2 separate regions of the Homo sapiens genome follow, and region 1 is linked to region 2. The links are chromatin loops, found by intact Hi-C in ENCODE. Cell type or tissue: thyroid gland. All regions are shown on one strand. Each heading gives the region's core, and the rest is flanking DNA. Links, peaks and the distances in the headings are about the cores only. Region 1 overlaps ABCC1 (ATP binding cassette subfamily C member 1 (ABCC1 blood group)). Region 2 overlaps ABCC1 (ATP binding cassette subfamily C member 1 (ABCC1 blood group)).

Region 1 (8,375 bases), core at 250-8,249, 56 kb after region 2:
CGTAACAAATGCTCTCACAATCTCAGTGGGCTGTGAGTCTGCTGCTATCAGCTGACCCGGCAGGGCTCAGCTGGGCGGCTCTGCTGCACGCTGCAGGCCAGCTGAACTTGGGTCCAGGCTGTGGGTGTGGCTCAGGTCTCACTTACAGAGCTTTTGCTGGGGACCGGGGTGAGGGGTCCACAGCTTTCCAAAGGGGGGCTCTTCTCATGGTGGCAGCAGAGGCCCAAGATAGGCCCCCCAGAAAGCATGCAATGTCCCTTAAAGTACACTGTCCCTTCTACTCACAAAGCAAGTCACTTGGCCAAGCTCAAAGGCAAGGGACCAAGAAGGAAGTACATTCTACCTTTGTGGTCACATGACTGCAGAGTCACATGACAGAGGGCATGCTGTTGGGAGGAGGGGAGTCGATGATTCATATGTTCACAGTCCCTGTCAAGATAGCCATAATACTGAAAATAGCACAATAGCTAACACTTACTGAGCATTTTCTCTTTCTTTTCTTTCTTTCTTTTTATTTATTTATTTATTTTTGAGATGGAGTCTTGCTCTCTTGCCCAGGCTGGAGTGCAGTGGCACGATCTCAGCTCACTGCAACCTCTGCCTCCCGCGTTCAGGTGATTCTCCTGCCTCAGCTTCCTGAGGGGCTGGAATTACAGGTGCATATCACCACACTCGGCTAATTTTTGTATTTTTAGTCGAGGCAGGGTTTCACCATGTTGGCCAGGTTGGTGTCTAACTCCTGACCTCAAGTGATCCGCTGGCCTCAGCCTCTCAAAGTTCTTTTTTTTTTTTGAAATGGAGTCTCTCTCTGTCGCCCAGGCTAGAGTGTAGTGGCTCACTCTTGGCTCATTGCAACCTCTGCCTCCTGAGTTCAAGTGATTCTCCTCCCTCAGCCTCTTGAATAGCTGGGACTACAGGCCCCTGCCACCACGCACAGCTAATTTTTGTATTTTTATTCGAGGCAGGGTTTCACCATGTTGGCCAGGTTGGTGTCTAACTCCTGACCTCAAGTGATCGGCTGGCCTCAGCCTCTCAAAGTTCTTTTTTTTTTTTTGAAATGGAGTCTCTCTCTGTCGCCCAGGCTAGAGTGTAGTGGCTCACTCTTGGTTCAACCTCTGCCTCCTGAGTTCAAGTGATTCTCCTCCCTCAGCCTCTTGAATAGCTGGGACTACAGGCCCCTGCCACCACGCACAGCTAATTTCTGTATTTTTAGTAGAGATGGGATTTCGCTGTGTTGGCCATGCTGATCTTGAACTCCTGGCCTCAGGTGATCTGCCCGCCTCTGCCTCTCACAATGCTGGGATTACAGATGTTAACCACCTCGCCCGGCCTATAACTTGAGTATTTTCTGTATGTTGGGAACTATGCTAAACATTTTACACGTAATTCTTCCCCACAGCAAGCCCATGGGTGGAATTTGTTGTTATACCTAGGTAATCATTGAGGAAAAAGGAGGCACAGAGAGGCCAAGTGACTTACCTGAGGCCACACAGCCACAGAGCTGCAGAGAGCATGGTTCCTGTGTCCATGTTGTTACCTGCTCATTTTGTCATCTCTAAAAGGGCCATTCTCTGCCTCTCACCACTGCAGACCCTCCCTCCTGCTGTGCTCCATCTCCCAGGTTTTCCTGCTGCTTCACAGCAACCCCCAGCCCCTGCCCACCTCCACACCTTGGTCTGAGCCTTCAAGGCCTGGGGTGCCTCCCCTGCTGCTTGCCTGGCCACTTTGCTCTGGCACCCCATGGTGGTCGTCTGGTGTGTCCCCTCTTGGAAGACCAAGAGTGCAAAGCACTGGCCCATTTCTGTTTTTAGTTACAAGCCAGGGGCTCTGTCGGCTTTCTTACGTGGTGAATGATGTTTAAAAATTGAGATAAGCCTGCAGCTCCTTGGAAATAAAAAACGAATTATTGGCTGGGCGCGGTAGCTCACGCCTATAATCCCAGCACTTTGGGAGACCAAGGTGGGAGGATTGTCTGAGGTCAGGAGTTCGAGACCAGCCTGGGCAACATGGTGAAAACCCACCTCTACTAAAAATACAAAAAGTTGCCAGGCATGGTGCCGTGCACCTGTGGTCCCAGCCACTTAGGGGGCTGAGGTGAGAGGATTGCTTGAACCTGGGAAGCGGAGATTACAGTGAGCTGAGATTGTGCCACTGCACTCCAGCCTGGGCGACAGAGTGAGATTCTGTCTCCAAAAACAAAAAGAAGGCACGTGGCTGCCAGGACCCCACCTCAGTGCATGGGAGTCAGGGCAGGCATCTCAGGAGGGACTGGGCAGTAACCTGTGATTTCCAGCCAAATAGGGAAACGACGTTGGCTTATCTGTCATGGTGGGAGCTGGCGCTGCTGCTGGTCCATGCATTGTCCTTCCTCCTGGTGACTGGGATGTGGGCTGGATTTCAGCATCCCCAGGCCGGAGCCTTGCTTCACCTATATGTGGCTTTGCCAGACAGTGACAGATCCAGAGTAAGCTGGCAAACATGGCAGCTGTCACCAACAGCAGCAGTAACAATAATATGACCACGTCCACCAGCGCCTTCCATGAGACTAAGGGATCACGGCCTTCCCACTGGTCAACATGATTTGGTGCCGTCAGCCATCCTTTGCTGAGCACTTGCTGTGCACCACGTGCCCTGCTCAGCACCTCACGGGAGATTCAGGTTTTCTCTTTTGCCCAGTTGACAGGTGGGGCTAAACCCTGTGCCTGTGATCCCATCCTTGGTGGTGGTGGAGCTGGGGCCTGGCTCCAGGTTTGTGCAGGCGTGACCTCATGCCTTCAGCATCAAACTTAAAGAAGAGGAGGTGGGTGCAGCTCTGCAGGGCCTTCACCCAGGACCTGCTGTGTCCTGAGCAGGCTCTATGCCTTTCTTTCTTTCTTGTTTAAAGAGACAGGGTCTCATTCTGTCGCCCAGGCTGGAGTGCAGTGGCCCAGCCATAGCTCGTTGCAGCCTGGAACTCCTGGGCTCAAGCCATCTTCCCACTCAGCCTCCTGAATAGCTGGAACTACAGGCGCACATCAGCAGGCTTGGCTAATTTTTTCTTTTCTTTTCTTTTCTTTTTTTGTAGAGACAGGGTCTCCCTATATTGCTCAGGCTGGTCTCAAACCCCTGGTCTCAAGCAGTCCTTCCACCTTGGCCTCCCAAAGTTCTGGGATCACACCACACTCGGCCTGCTTCTACGTATTGTGAGTCTCAAGATTTCCCAGGAAACCCACTCCTGTGTGTGTCTCTCCCCAGGGCGTGAACCTGTCTGGGGGCCAGAAGCAGCGCGTGAGCCTGGCCCGGGCCGTGTACTCCAACGCTGACATTTACCTCTTCGATGATCCCCTCTCAGCAGTGGATGCCCATGTGGGAAAACACATCTTTGAAAATGTGATTGGCCCCAAGGGGATGCTGAAGAACAAGGTGCCTGCTGGCGGGGTGGGGCTTGGTGTTGGGCCGTCTCGCCCTTTGGTTAAGTCAGAACGTGTCCCCTTTAGGAGTCCTTTACTTTCTCTGGCTTTCTTTGTTTTTAATTGGACTTTAAAGAACACATTTCTCATGCTTGTCTTGGAAGCCTTCCTAAGACAGCCGTCTTGTACTTGTCTTTATAGGGGTAAGTCCTCCGCGCAGAGTTAAATTCATTGCCTCTCCATGGCCAAGGGAGGCCTCTCTTCCTGATTAAGTCACAGGGCTGGCTTCTTAGCGGGGAATCCCACTCCAAGACATTGCCTGTGACCTAGCAGGCTGCATTTTCTTACTTGCAGAGGTGTCTGTGGGTAGAGGGGTCGGAAAATTGCCACAACACCTTAACATAATAGGAAATAGTTCCTGTGTTCTTTTTATAGGGCAGTTGTGGTAATGGGTACACACTGGCTCTTTTTTTTCTCCCCCTGATTTTATTTTTTTGAGGTGGAGTTTCGCTACTGTTGCCCAGGCTGGAGTGCAGTGGCATGATCTCAGCTCACTGCAACCTCCGCATCTCGGGTTCAAGCACTTCTCCTGCTTTGGCCTCCCAAGTAGCTGGGATTACAGGTGCCCACCACCACGCCTGGCTAATTTTTTTTATTTTTAGTAGAATCGAGGTTTCACCATGTTGGTCAGGCTGGTCTCGAACTCCTGACCTCAAGTGATCTGCCCGCCTGGGTCTCCTGCAATGCTGGGATTACAGGCGTGAGCCACCACACCCGGCTGTTTCTGCTGATTTTAAAACTAACACATCCCCATGGGGGGCATATAGATTAAGAAAAACATGAAAAAGAAAAATGGAAGCAGTTACACACATTCCACTGGTTAGAGGTTTTGTATTTTTTTCAAGTCTTTTTGCTCTGTGTATAAACTTTTTAAATAGGGTTATCTTGTTCCACGTATATATACAGGAAACATCGTGCTACATGACCTCTTGTAATCGTTCCCATACATACCACTAACATTCTGTGTAAACATATTTTAAAATAGTACAAAACATTTTTGAAAATTACTAAGTAATACATGCCCATTGTAACAAAATTGAAAAGTACAAGAATATGGATATCTTCTTATAATATATGTGTGTATGCGTGTGTGTGTGTGTGTGTGTGTGTGTGCATGTATATAAAGTAAATAAAGCTGGGCACGGTGAGTAATCCCAACACTTTTGGAGGCCTAGACCAGTGGATCACCTGAGGTCAGGAGTTCGAGACCAGCCTGGCCAACATGGTGAAACCCCATCTCTACTAAAAATACAAAAATCAGCCGAGTGTGGTGATGCATGGCTGTAATCCCAGCTACTCGGGAAGCTGAGGCCGGAGAATGTCTTGAACCCGGGACGTGGAGGTTGCAGTGAGCTGAGATTGCGCCACTGCACTCTAGCCTGGGTAACAGAGCGAGACTCCGTCTCAGAAAATATATCTAAATAAAGTAAATAAAATAGTCCCTCTTCATCCTGCATCCCTAATCTTTAATTCTTCTCTTAGAGAGCAAGGGTTAGCAAATCTGGCCCACTGCCTGCTTTTTATATGGCTCTTGAGCTAAGAATGATGTGTGTATTTTTAAATAGAAGAAATCTAAACAGGAAGAATATTTTATGACATTTGAAAATCGTATTAAATTTAGATATCAGTGTCCATAAATAAAACTTTATTGGAACATGGCCAATGTATTTTTTTTCTTTTTTTTTCTGCAGACAGGGTTTTCCTCTGTTGTCCAGGCTGGAGTGCAGTGCCACAGTCATGGCATGGTAGCCTCCAGCTCCTCGGCTGAATCAATCCTCCTGCCTTCTGAGTAGCTCCTGGGACCACAGGCATGCAGCACCATGCCTGGCTAATTTATTTTTATTTTTATTTTGTGGAGACAGGTCTCACTATGTTTCCCAGGCTGGTTTCAAACTCTTGGCCTCAAGGAATCCTCCCGTTTTGGCCTCCCAAAGTGCTGGGATTACAGGTGTGAGCCACCGCACGTGTCCTGTTCTTTAAAGCATCGTCTACAGCTGCTTCAACTCGGCAGGGCTGAGTTGGTGCCATGGCAACTGTAAGATCCATAAAGCTGAAAAGATTGACCGTTAGCTGTTTAAGGAAACATATGCTGACTTCTATTAATAGTTTGATGAATGTCTTCCCAAACTTTCAGATTTGCAGATAAAATGTATGCATGTGCATATTTTGTAGTGGTTTTGGGGGTGGCTGACAGCGGGAGTTGTTTTAGAAAAAAATTAAGCCAGAGCTGGGCACGGTAGCGCATGCCTGTAGTCCCAGCACTTTTGTAAGCCAAGGGCGAATGGATCGCTTCAGTTCAGGAGTTCAAGATGAGCCTGGACAACATGATGAGACCCCTGTCTTGACAAAAAATACAAAAATTATCTGGGCATGGTGGCACGTATCTGTAGTCCCAGCTACTTGGGAGGCTGAGGCAGGAGAATCGCTTGAACCCAGGAAGCATAGGTTGTGGTGAGCCGAGGTCGCACCACTGCACTCCAGCCTGGGCGACAGAGCGAGACCCTATCTCAAAAAGAAAAAAAAAAAAGAAGAAAAAAATTAAGCCATTGGGCTGGGCGCAGCGGCTCACACCTGTAATCCTAAAACTTTGGGAGGCCAAGATAGGCAGATTGCCTGAGGTCAGGAGTTTGAGACCAGCCTGGGCAACATGGTGAAACGCCATCTCTACTAAAATACAACAACAAAAAAATCAGCCAGGTGTGGTGGCGGGCGCATGTAATCCCAGCTACGCGGGAGGGAGGCTGAGGCACGGGAATTGCTTGAACCCGGGAGGCGGAGGTTGCAGTGAGCCGAGACTGTGCCACTGCACTCCAGCCTGGACAACAAAGTGAAACTCTGTCTCAAAAAAAAAAAAAAAAGCCATTGCATACAAACTGTTTTGCTGTGGCACCATCCTTTTATTCCTTTACACACTTGTATGGTTCCCTCCCTACCTCTTGTCATTCAGGTTTTTGTTAAAAAATAACCTTCCCCATTACCTTTGTTAAAATTGCAAAACCCGCACACTTGGTACACCCGTTCCCCTTTTTGCTGTGTTTTTGCCATTCAGCAAGCACTATTCTACTAGTGTTCGTTTCTCCTGCGGCCCTGGAATCTGGGGCAGGGGTCTTTGTTTCCTTCCCCTTCCCCAGCTTTTAGCTCAGCACCTGAGGCGTGGCAGGCCCTTTGCACATGCATGTTACAGGACCGTGTGCACAGGTTCAGCTGCTCCTGGATGCTGTTATCGCGGGTGCATGTCCCACCTTCAGACCTGAGTTTTGCCCACCAGGTGTTCGTCGGCTCATTCCTCCTTTAGTCTTCACTCTGCCAAGCTAGGCAGTCTCACACATGTGCACTCACGTGGCCGGGTGTCCCCTTTGCCCACAGACGCGGATCTTGGTCACGCACAGCATGAGCTACTTGCCGCAGGTGGACGTCATCATCGTCATGAGTGGCGGCAAGATCTCTGAGATGGGCTCCTACCAGGAGCTGCTGGCTCGAGACGGCGCCTTCGCTGAGTTCCTGCGTACCTATGCCAGCACAGAGCAGGAGCAGGATGCAGAGGAGAACGGTAGGGGCAGCCCCAGGGTTCCACCCACTCAGGGTGTCTGGCACCTTGAAGGGCCACATTGGCCTCTTTGAGGTTGCCACCAGCCACTTGGGGAAGGCGGCTCCTCAGGGCATGAGGGTGGGAGCTGGATGGAGCCCCCTAAAGAAGCAATGTGGAAAACCACCTTAGTCCCTGCAGCGCTGAACTGGGAGAGAGTCTCGGTGCTTTATGGCCAGGGGATGGGAGCACCAGGCTTCAGCTCAGCTGACCTCAGGGCAGGGTCTAGCGCCTTCCTGGAACATGACCTTGGACCTGATGAGTTTCAGGGTCCTTATGGCAAAAATGGGAATGATGGTAATTAAAGTCCTGGCTCTCGGGGCTGAGAGAAACTGAGGACATACGTGACACAAGAGATGTGAGGGTTGTGAGGTGAAGCACGGAGTTAAGCTGGCAGGCTCGGGTTGGTGACGTCTGGGTTCAATCCCCGGCCGCTCATCTCCCCAGCTATGTGACCTGAGGCCTGCCCTTCAGACCCATCTGAGCTTCACTTTCCTCCCTCATAAAGCAGTTCAGCAGGGCCAGACGTGGTGGTTCCCAGCACTTGTAATCCCAACACATAGAGAGGCTGAGGTGGGAGGATCGCTCCAGCTCAGGAGTTTGAGACCATCCTCAGTAGCATGGCGAAACCTCATCTCTACAAAAAATACAAAAAATTTGCCAGGCACAGTGGCTCACGCCTGTAATCCCAGCACTTTGGGAGGCCGTGGTGGGTGGATCCCTTGAAGCCAGGAGGAATTCAAGACCAGCCTGGCCAACATACTGAAACCCCAACTCTACAAAAAAAAAAAAAAAAAAATTCAGATGCTATTAAGTGCTTTGGAGGGGAAACAAAAAAGACAATGCCATGGGCTGAGGAGTGATGGGTGTCATTGTGGCAACTCAGGCAGGGGATAGGGAAACCCTCTCTGGGGAGGTTGCATTGGCATGGGAAGGAGCCAGCAGGGAGAAGATCTGGGAAGTGTTGTGGGCAGAGGGAACAGCCAGTACAAAGGCCTCAGGACCAGCATGAGCTCAATTTGTTTACAAAACAAAAAGGGTGGTGTGGCCAGACCATGGTGTGCCAGGACGTGGGGGGCAGGAGAAGAGGTCAGCACAGTGATTGTCCTGCAGGGCCTTCCAGGTGGGTTTTGGTCTAACTGCCCTGGGAAGCCACTGAGTGTCAGAGAGGCAAAGTGACCAGCCCCAGGATACACAGCAGCTGCTGGCAGGGTTGGTTCTCAAGTTGGTCTCTGAGTTTCTCATCCTTTGCCTGGGGTGGGAGCTCCTTCTCTGCAGAGGTCCTAGTGATCTCTAATAAGTGCTTTCTTGAGATGTAATTCACACACGTAGGCTGGGCG
Region 2 (8,375 bases), core at 317-8,316:
TGTGGGGGTTGAGGTAGGCAGAGGTTAGCCAACCTTTTCTGGAAAGGGCTGGCTGATAAATACTTGAGGCTTTGCATCCCATACACTGTCTGTGGCAACCCCTAACTCCGCTGTGTAGCTCAAAAGCTGCCATACTCATTTATAATACATAAATGAATGGGTGTGACTGTTCCAATGAAACTTTATTTATAAATAGCTGGTCTGTGGGCCATAGATGCTTCTGATATATAAAGCATCTGGTATAGTGGTGTATTGTGAACCCACTGGGGTTTTTTCCCCCCCAAACACTTGAGCTTTATTGATGTATATTGACAAATAAAAATGGTATATAGGTTGGGCACGGTGGTTCATGCCTATAATCCCAGGACTTTGGGAGGCCGAGGCAGGTGGATCACTTGAGCTCAGGAGTTCGAGACTAGCTCAAGGAATAGAGTGAAATTCTGTCTCTACAAAAAATACAAAAATTAGCTGGGTGTTGTGGTGTGCGTCTGTAGTCCCAGCTACCTGGGGGGCTGAGGTGGGAGGATCACTTGAACCTGGGAGGTCGAGGCTGCAAAGAGCTATGATTACACTACCGTGCTCCAGCCTGGGTGACAGAGCGAGACCCTGTCTCGAAAATATATTTAAGGTGTACAGTTTTATGTTTCCATATACCAGAGGCTACTGTCACTGCTTCTATTATTATTACTACTACTACTACTCATGTTACCCTTTCTTTGGCTGTTACTTTGTGCCAGGTACTATTCTAAGTACTTACCATGTTTGATCTCATTTAATCTTCACCACCAAGGAACTGACCCAAGGTCCCACAGCTAGGAAATGGCAAGCTGGGATTGAGCCGTGCCAGCTAGCCCCGTGCTATGCACTGCTTCACACAGAAGCTGCCCCTCCACCCCTGCCGCCTTCCTTTTCCTTTGTTCCTTTGTTATCAGCTGGCCGTTTCCAGAAACGGTTGGTTAACCTCTGCCTACCTCAACCCTCAGTGATTAAGGGGTGATATCGGGCCTCAAATGACTGACCTTTTTCCTTTGTTGCAGCTCTCACTGATTGTAATTCTGATTGTAATTATATATTTGTTTGCACCGTGGTTTACTTACTGTCCATCTTCCCCAGGGCAGGAGGCTGAATGGGGCAGGGGTCTCGCTGTCTCGTTTGCAGCTCCGTCCGCGGCACTTCACCCACATCCTGGCCTATAAGCAAGTCCTGCCCATATATTTGACCAATAAATAAATGAATCATTGACAGCCGTGCCCCACCCCTTCCTCCTCTCTCTGCCAGCCAGCACCTTGGTCTTTCACAGTGGGTAGAGGGCTTGGGCTGCAGGTGAAATGGATTTGCAATTCCCTGATAACCCACCCGCCGACTGTGGGAGTGGGCAGGAAGGTGTCAGCTCTTCCGGATGAAAAACCAGCCTGCAATGCAGTGTTTCTACCCAGCCTACAAAGCAAACACCACTACCTCCACGCCTTAGGTTGGAGAAATTCCGCTTTACGACACAGTCCCATGGGCCTCATGTCATTTGTCCCTCCTGGCAGTCCCGGGGGATAGGTCGAGCAAGCAGTAGGACAAACGACTCCCATTTTCCAGGTGTAAAAACTGAGGCTTGGAGGTGAAGGGACTTGCCCAAGGTCATCAGCTAGAATATAGCAGGGCTGGGATTAGAACCCAGGTCTGTCCGGGTCCACGGTCTGATCTGAACTCGGCTTCAGTTGGTCTGGAATGCACCGGCTGCATCTGATGATCTTATTAAAGATCTGTGGCTGTCAGGGTCCTCCCCCTGGAGGTGCTGATTTAGTTGGTCTGGGTTGGGGCCCTAGGCACTTGGCACTTAACAAACTCCTTAGGTGATTCCAGTGGACAGGCAGGGCTGGGAACTTCATCACCCCTCCGAGCCCCAGAGCGGAGCCTGATCCTTAGCCCTGGCTGTGTATTTGAATCACTGGAGGAGCTTTTTATTTAGCCTTTTATGATGGAAACATAAAGTAGACAGCCTAGGATAATGAACTACCATGAGCTCTTTTTCTTTTCTTTTTATTTATTTTTGAGACAGGGTCTCACTATTACCCAGGCTGGAGTGCGATGGCACAATCTCAGCTTGCTGCAACCTCTGCCTCCCGGGTTCAAGCCATTCTCGTGCCTCAGCCTCTTGAGTAGCTGGGACTACAGGCACGTGCCACCATGTCCGGCCAATTTTTATATTTTTTGTAGAGACAGGGTCTTGCCATGTTGCCCAGACTGGTCTCGAACTCCTGAACTCAAAGCAGTTCTCCCGCCTCAGCCTCCCAAAGTGTTGGGGTTACAAGTGTGAGCCACTGCGCCCAGCTGCCATGAGCTCTTTACCATGCATTGCATAGGTGAACGTTTTAATATGTATCTCTGAAGGACATGGATTTGTTTATTTTAAATGACTTTTTATTTCGCAATAGTTTGGCTCACAAAAAGTTGCAAAAATAACAGAGTTCCTGTTGTTCATTGCTCAACTTTCTCTAATGATAACATCTGAAAGATAAGAATTTTAAAAACTGTAACTGTTGGGCTGCATGTGATGGCTCATGCCTGTAATTCCAGCACTTTGGGAAGCTGAGGCAGGAGGATCACTTAAGCCCAGGAGTTTGAGACCAGCCTGATCAATATAGGTAGACCTTGTCTTGACAAAAAACATGTATATGTGACTGTAATACTAACTTTAATAATAATTCATTATTATCAAATATTCCAGTAATCCATTGTGTTTGTACAATGGCTCATTCTTCTATGATATCATTCTTTATGTTTTAGCTGGGATTTTTTTATGGAAAAGAGTTTCCCCTTCATTTCTTTGATCACTGATCACTCTGTGGTGATCGAATAAATGACTGTTTTCCTCAGGGAAGCCTTCTCCAACCCTGGTGAACCAAATGAGTACATTTGGGAAAGGTGGAGAAAATACTTGTTTCTTTCCGCTTTTTCTGCGTTCAAACAATGACCTGGTTCACTGACAACATCAGATGTTTCTCTTTATTTCCAGCGTCAATATGAAATTTGTGTACATAAACATGTAAGGCTGGGCGCAGTGGCTCAAGCCTGTAATCCCACCACTTTGGGAAGCCACGGTGGGCAGATCACTTGAGTCAGGAGTTCGAGACCAGCCTGTTCACCAACATGGTGAAACCCCATCTCTACTAAAGATACAAACATTAGCCCAGTGTGGTGGCTGATGCTTGTAATCCCAGCTACTTAGGAGGCCGAGGCGGGAGGATCACTTGAACCCAGGAGGCGGAGTTTGCAGTGAGCCAAGATCACGCCACTGGACTCCAGCCTGGGCGACAGAGCAAGACTCCATCTCAAAAAACAAAACAAAACAAAAACCTTGCTTGGTATGTTTCAGCCTGTTGTACTTATTCTCCTTGTCAAAGCTCAAATTGTCCCTCTTTTAGCCTGCAGCGGCCACTTCTGCTTGGCTCTTGAGCCTTTTAACAATCCTGTTCATGCTTAGTTTCCTTGTTGTCCGGTGTGACAAGATGTTCTTGGCTTACCTTGCATATTTCCTGCCCAGCCACTTTTCCAAGAAAAATCTGGAAGTTTAAAACAAAAACAAAGCTTCAGTGCCCCAGTCGCACCCAGAACCAGCTTAATCAGATTGCCTGGTGCGGGTAGGGCCCGGATACAGTATTTTTTTAAATTTTATTTTTATTTTGTTTGAGACAGGGTCCCTAGGCTGGAGTGTAGTGGCACGATCTCAGCTTACTGCAACCTCCGCCTCATGGATTCAAGCAATTCTGCCTCAGCCTCCCGAGTAGCTGAGCTTGCAGGCACCCACCACCACATCCAGCTAATTTTTTGTATTTTTGGTAGAGACGAGGTTTCATCATGTTGCCTAGGCTGGTCTCGAACTCCTGACCACAAGTGATCTGCCCGCCTTGGCCTCCCAAAGTACTGGGATTACAGGCATGAGCCACCACACCCAGCCAGGATACAGTATTTTTTAAAAAGCACGCCCAGCCTTGAATGGAAAACCACTGGACGAGAGTATGCCACCTTATCGGGCTCTGTAAATGCCTTATATCTGCACAAGGCTGGAACTTTGAGTGGAGTCCTTGGCTAAAGCTTTCATTACTGCCTGGTGACCTCTCTTCCCTCTGCTGCTAAAGCTTGTGTTTCAGAATTTAGACCCGGATGCATCCATGTTGAAAGCCAGGCTTTGTCTGTCATCCCAGGAGCTCTGTATCGGTCCCTTTCCTTGCCTGCATGTTGTTGACTTGGGGCTCATCTTCATTTCTCTGGGAAATGAGTTCTTTGATAGCTTGCTTAGAATCTCTCAGTACTTCCCATTGCCCTTAGAATGAAGACCAAAATATGTGGCCTGCAGTGTAGACTGTGCACAGCCTCCAGTGTAGACTACTCAGGCCCCTTCTTGGTTCCTGGAGTCTACCATGCTTTCTTCTACCACCGGGCCTTTGCACACACTGCTGTCTGTTGGGAATGCGTTGCCTTTCCTTGTTACTTAGTTCTCATCTACTCACCCTTCAGGTGCCAGCTTGACTGTCTGCCTCGGGGGCGCCTTCTCTGACCTTCGTACACCAGATCAGCCCCCATGCACTTACTTTGTCTCATTGGTAATATTTCTCTCCCTTCAGGACACACATCAAGGCCCAGAAGTTGTAGTTTTGCATTTGTTCATGTGATCATTTGATGCATGTCTCTCTCTGGAGCCTGACTCTTTGGGGCTCACATCCTCACTCCACCGCTTTTAGCTGTGGGACCTTGAACAAATCTTTTCATCTCTGGTCCCCAGTTTTTAAGTTAAATTAAATTTTATTTTATTTTTATTTTGAGACACTCTTGCTCTGTTGCCAGGCTGTAGTGCAGTCGTTCGATCATGGCTCACTGCAACCTCCGCCTCCTGGGTTCAAGCGATTCTCTTGCCTCAGCCTCCCAAGTAGCTGGAACTACAGGCGCCTGCCACCACATCCAGCTAATTTTTGTATTTTTAGGAGAGACAGGGTTTCACCATGTTGGCTAGGATGGTCTCGATCTCTTGACCTCATGATCTGCCTGCCTCGGTCTCCGAAAGTGCTGGGATTACAGGCCCAGTTTCTTTTAACTGCAAAACAGGGATGATATAATACTTTTATTTATCTTGTGAGGTGAGGATGAAGATTAAATAAGGTAGTTTGTGTAAAGCACTTAGAAAAGAGCTAGCTACTAATAGTAGAGAATCTTGGCAGGTATTACTGATGATTACTGCAGTAGACCACAAGCTCCATACAGGCAGGGGTCATTTCTGTTTGTTTAGATTTGTATGCAGGGTGCTTGGCACAAGGGTTGTGCTCAGGAAATACTTGTTGGATGAACGAATGAATGAAGTGGAGATAATAGTAATACCATGTTTATAGAATTCCATGAGGATATAAAATAATGCAAGTATATAAGCTCTTGGTAGAGTGTCTAGCACATAGTAGATGGTCAATAAATATTCAGTGACTGAATGAGTAAAGTGGGGACAATAGTAATACCCGCTCATGAGGTTGTCGTGGGGATATAAGGCAACCCTGTAGTACCTTGTAGAATGCCTAGCACATAGTAGGTGCTCAGAAAATATTTGTTGAATGAATGAGTGAAGTAGGGATGACGTTAACACCAACTCCTAGGGTTGTTGTGGGGATAGAAGACAAGGCAGGTCTATAGCATGTTGTATTGTGGTTGCACATGGTAGACACTCCGTTGATTGAAACTGGAAGAGCTGCCATGAATTTCTTTCTCCTGGCTATTAGGAGAGGGTCCTTTTGGGGTGCAGAATGGTGTGGAGCTGACGCTAGTCCTCTGGAAGGAAGAGTGAGCAGCTGACTACTTGCTAAGCTCTGACCTGGATGAAAAGTCAAATCATTCCTTTCCCTCTTCCTCCCAAACCTGTGCTTTCTTTCCACTAGAATCCCTGCCCAGAGTCCAGCGCTTCCTTCCTGTCGAGGATCACCTTCTGGTGGATCACAGGGTAAGGCCAGGCCCCCCAGACCTCAGGGAGGTGGTGGGGAGTGAATGAATGAATGAATGAACGAATGAACATGCTCAGCTCCCCCTCCCCAACTTCTCCCTCCTTTGCTCTTCTGCAGAGTTGTCTTGAATCTGCCTGTGCTGGCCATGTGGTCTCAGAGACACCAACTCTGTCCGGCAGTTCCGTGAACTTGAATGTGATAAACACGTGAGCCGTGAGCAGCTGACACCTCTGCAGAAGGCTTTGCCTGGGACAGCCATATGCTGGACTGCTTTTGCTTTAGCTTCAGATTTGGGTTTTTAAAATATTAGGTATAGTTATTATTGACATTGTCCCCCTCCTGTCCCCCACGCCTTAGAAAAATAATACTGTCTCACCACAGGAAGTGTGGGTTAAAAAACCACATGTGCAGATCAGCAGTGCAGGAGACATCTAGAGGTAACCAGTGTCACCATTTTAGTATGCCTTCTTCTGGTCGTCTTTCTTTTTTTTTTGAGACGGAGTCTTACTCTGTCAGTCTCAGCTCACTACAAGTCTCCGCCTCCCAGGTTCAAGCGATTCTCCTGCCTCAGCCTCCCAGGTAGCTGGGATTACAGGCTTGCGCCACCATGCCCGGCTACTTTTTGTATTTTTAGTAGAGACAGAGTTTTGCCATGTTGGCCAGGCTTGTCTTGAAACTCCTGACCTCAGGTGATCCACCCGCATCGACTTCCCAAAGTGCTGGGATTACAGGTGTGAGCCACCATGCCCAGCTACCTTCTGGTCCTCTTTTTGTATATCTTTTTCTGCCCGTTGTTAACATCTTAGTGGGGATTGTTTGAAGAATCTTTTTTTGCCCCTAATAAGCATCATCTTTTTTTTTTTTTTTTTTTTTTGAGACAGGCTTTCGCTCTGTCGCTGAGGCTGGAGTGCAGCGGCACACTTGTAGCTCACTGCAGTCCCAATCTACTGGGCTTAGGTGATGCTCCTGCCTCAGCCTCCTGAGTAGCTGGGGCTACAGGCACACTCCCCCATGCCCAGCAGATTTTTGTACTTTCTGTAGAGATGGGGTTTCATCATGTTGCCCAGGCTGGTCTCCAGCTTCTGAGCTCAAGTGATTCTCCCGCCTCAGCCTCCAGAGTGCTGGGATTACAGGCGTGAACCACCATGCCCGGTCTCATCCTTGTCTTAATGACAAACATCGTTTTAAAAAATTAGATGTTTTAAATAATTTCTTCAAGTTACTATTAAAAAGCATCACTGGGACAGTTGATGTAATTTGTTCATGACTACAGGACCCCGGATGCATGCTAATAACATTCATTCTTGTTTTGGAAAATTGTGCTCTAGTTACATAAGAGCATGTCCTGGATTGGAAGAGAATACCTCCAGTTTTTCTTGGGTAAAGGCATGTAGAGGCTGTATGTTAACTTTTTTTTTTTTTTTTTTTTTTTTTGAGATGGAGTCTTGCTCTGTCATCCAGGGTGCAGTGCAGTGGCAGGACCTCAGCTCTCTGCAACCTCTGCTTCCTGGGTTCAAGAGATTCTCCTGTCTCAGCCTCCTGAGTAGCTGGGATTACAGGGACCTGCCACCACATCCAGCTAATTTTTGTATTTTTAGTAGAGATGGAGTTTCACTGTGTTGTCCAGGCTGGTCTCAAACTCCTGACTTCAGGTGATCCACCCACGTCAGCCTCCCAAGGTGCTGAGATTACAGGTGTGAGCCACCATGCCAGCCCTTTAACTGTTTAAGTGGTTCAGAAAAAGATGATGTGTTTGCATGTGTGTGTGTGTTTGTGTGTGCATGTCAATGGATACAGACAGAGAATGATACTGCAAACGTGGCAACGTGTTAACAATGGTGAGTTGAGTGAATTCTTAGTATGATTTGAGTAATTTTTCTATAAGTTTGAAATTATTTTAGAACAAAACATGAAAGTATTTTACCTTTTATTATAAAAGTGTTTAGTCTGCTGGGCACGGTGGCTCATGCCTGTAATGTTAGCACTTTCAGAGGCCAAGGTGGGTGGATCACCTGAGGTCAGGAGTTCGAGACCAGCCTGGCCTACATGGTGAAACCCTGTCTCCACTAACAATACAAAAATTAGCCGGGCAGCACACGCCTGTAATCCCAGCTACTTGGGAGGGTGAGGCAGGAGAATTGCTAGAATACAGGAGGCAGAGGTTGCAGTGCACTGAGATGGCGCCATTACACTCCAGCCTGGATGGAGTGACATAGAAAGATTAATATAATAAAACTCAATAATCTCATCACCCAGATTTCATGCTTACTAATGCTTTGTCATGTCAGCCTTTTTATTTTTTAATTTTTTCCTTCAGCCTATTTTTTTTTTTTTCTTTTTATAGGGTCTGACTCTGTTGCCCAGGCTGGAGTGCAGTGACACAATGACGGCTCTTTGCAGCCT

What was found. Peaks named below come from ENCODE experiments on the same cell type or tissue, not always from the same donor. Only the 100,000 strongest peaks of a DNase experiment are listed, where the experiment ranks them.
Region 1: a loop joins it to region 2, with 1.9 times the contacts of the local background. A loop is called at or near these places in 7 of 110 quality-filtered maps.

The regions. Positions count from the first base shown.
Region 1 is chr16:16,083,590-16,091,964 of GRCh38, forward strand. ABCC1 (ATP binding cassette subfamily C member 1 (ABCC1 blood group)) reads left to right here. Exons shown (of 31, transcript NM_004996.4): 18 at 3,235-3,402; 19 at 6,816-6,999. Among named protein-coding and RNA genes, the nearest start is that of ABCC6, 140 kb to the right of the region's middle. In thyroid gland, for the core only: no CTCF peak of the experiment used is centred there; a DNase peak (open chromatin) is centred at 4,945; H3K27ac peaks cover 5,310 bases.
Region 2 is chr16:16,027,200-16,035,574 of GRCh38, forward strand. It overlaps ABCC1 (ATP binding cassette subfamily C member 1 (ABCC1 blood group)), which reads left to right. Exons shown (of 31, transcript NM_004996.4): 6 at 5,910-5,971. Among named protein-coding and RNA genes, the nearest start is that of ABCC1, 82 kb to the left of the region's middle. In thyroid gland, for the core only: no CTCF peak of the experiment used is centred there; DNase peaks (open chromatin) are centred at 888, 2,283 and 3,432; H3K27ac peaks cover 6,460 bases.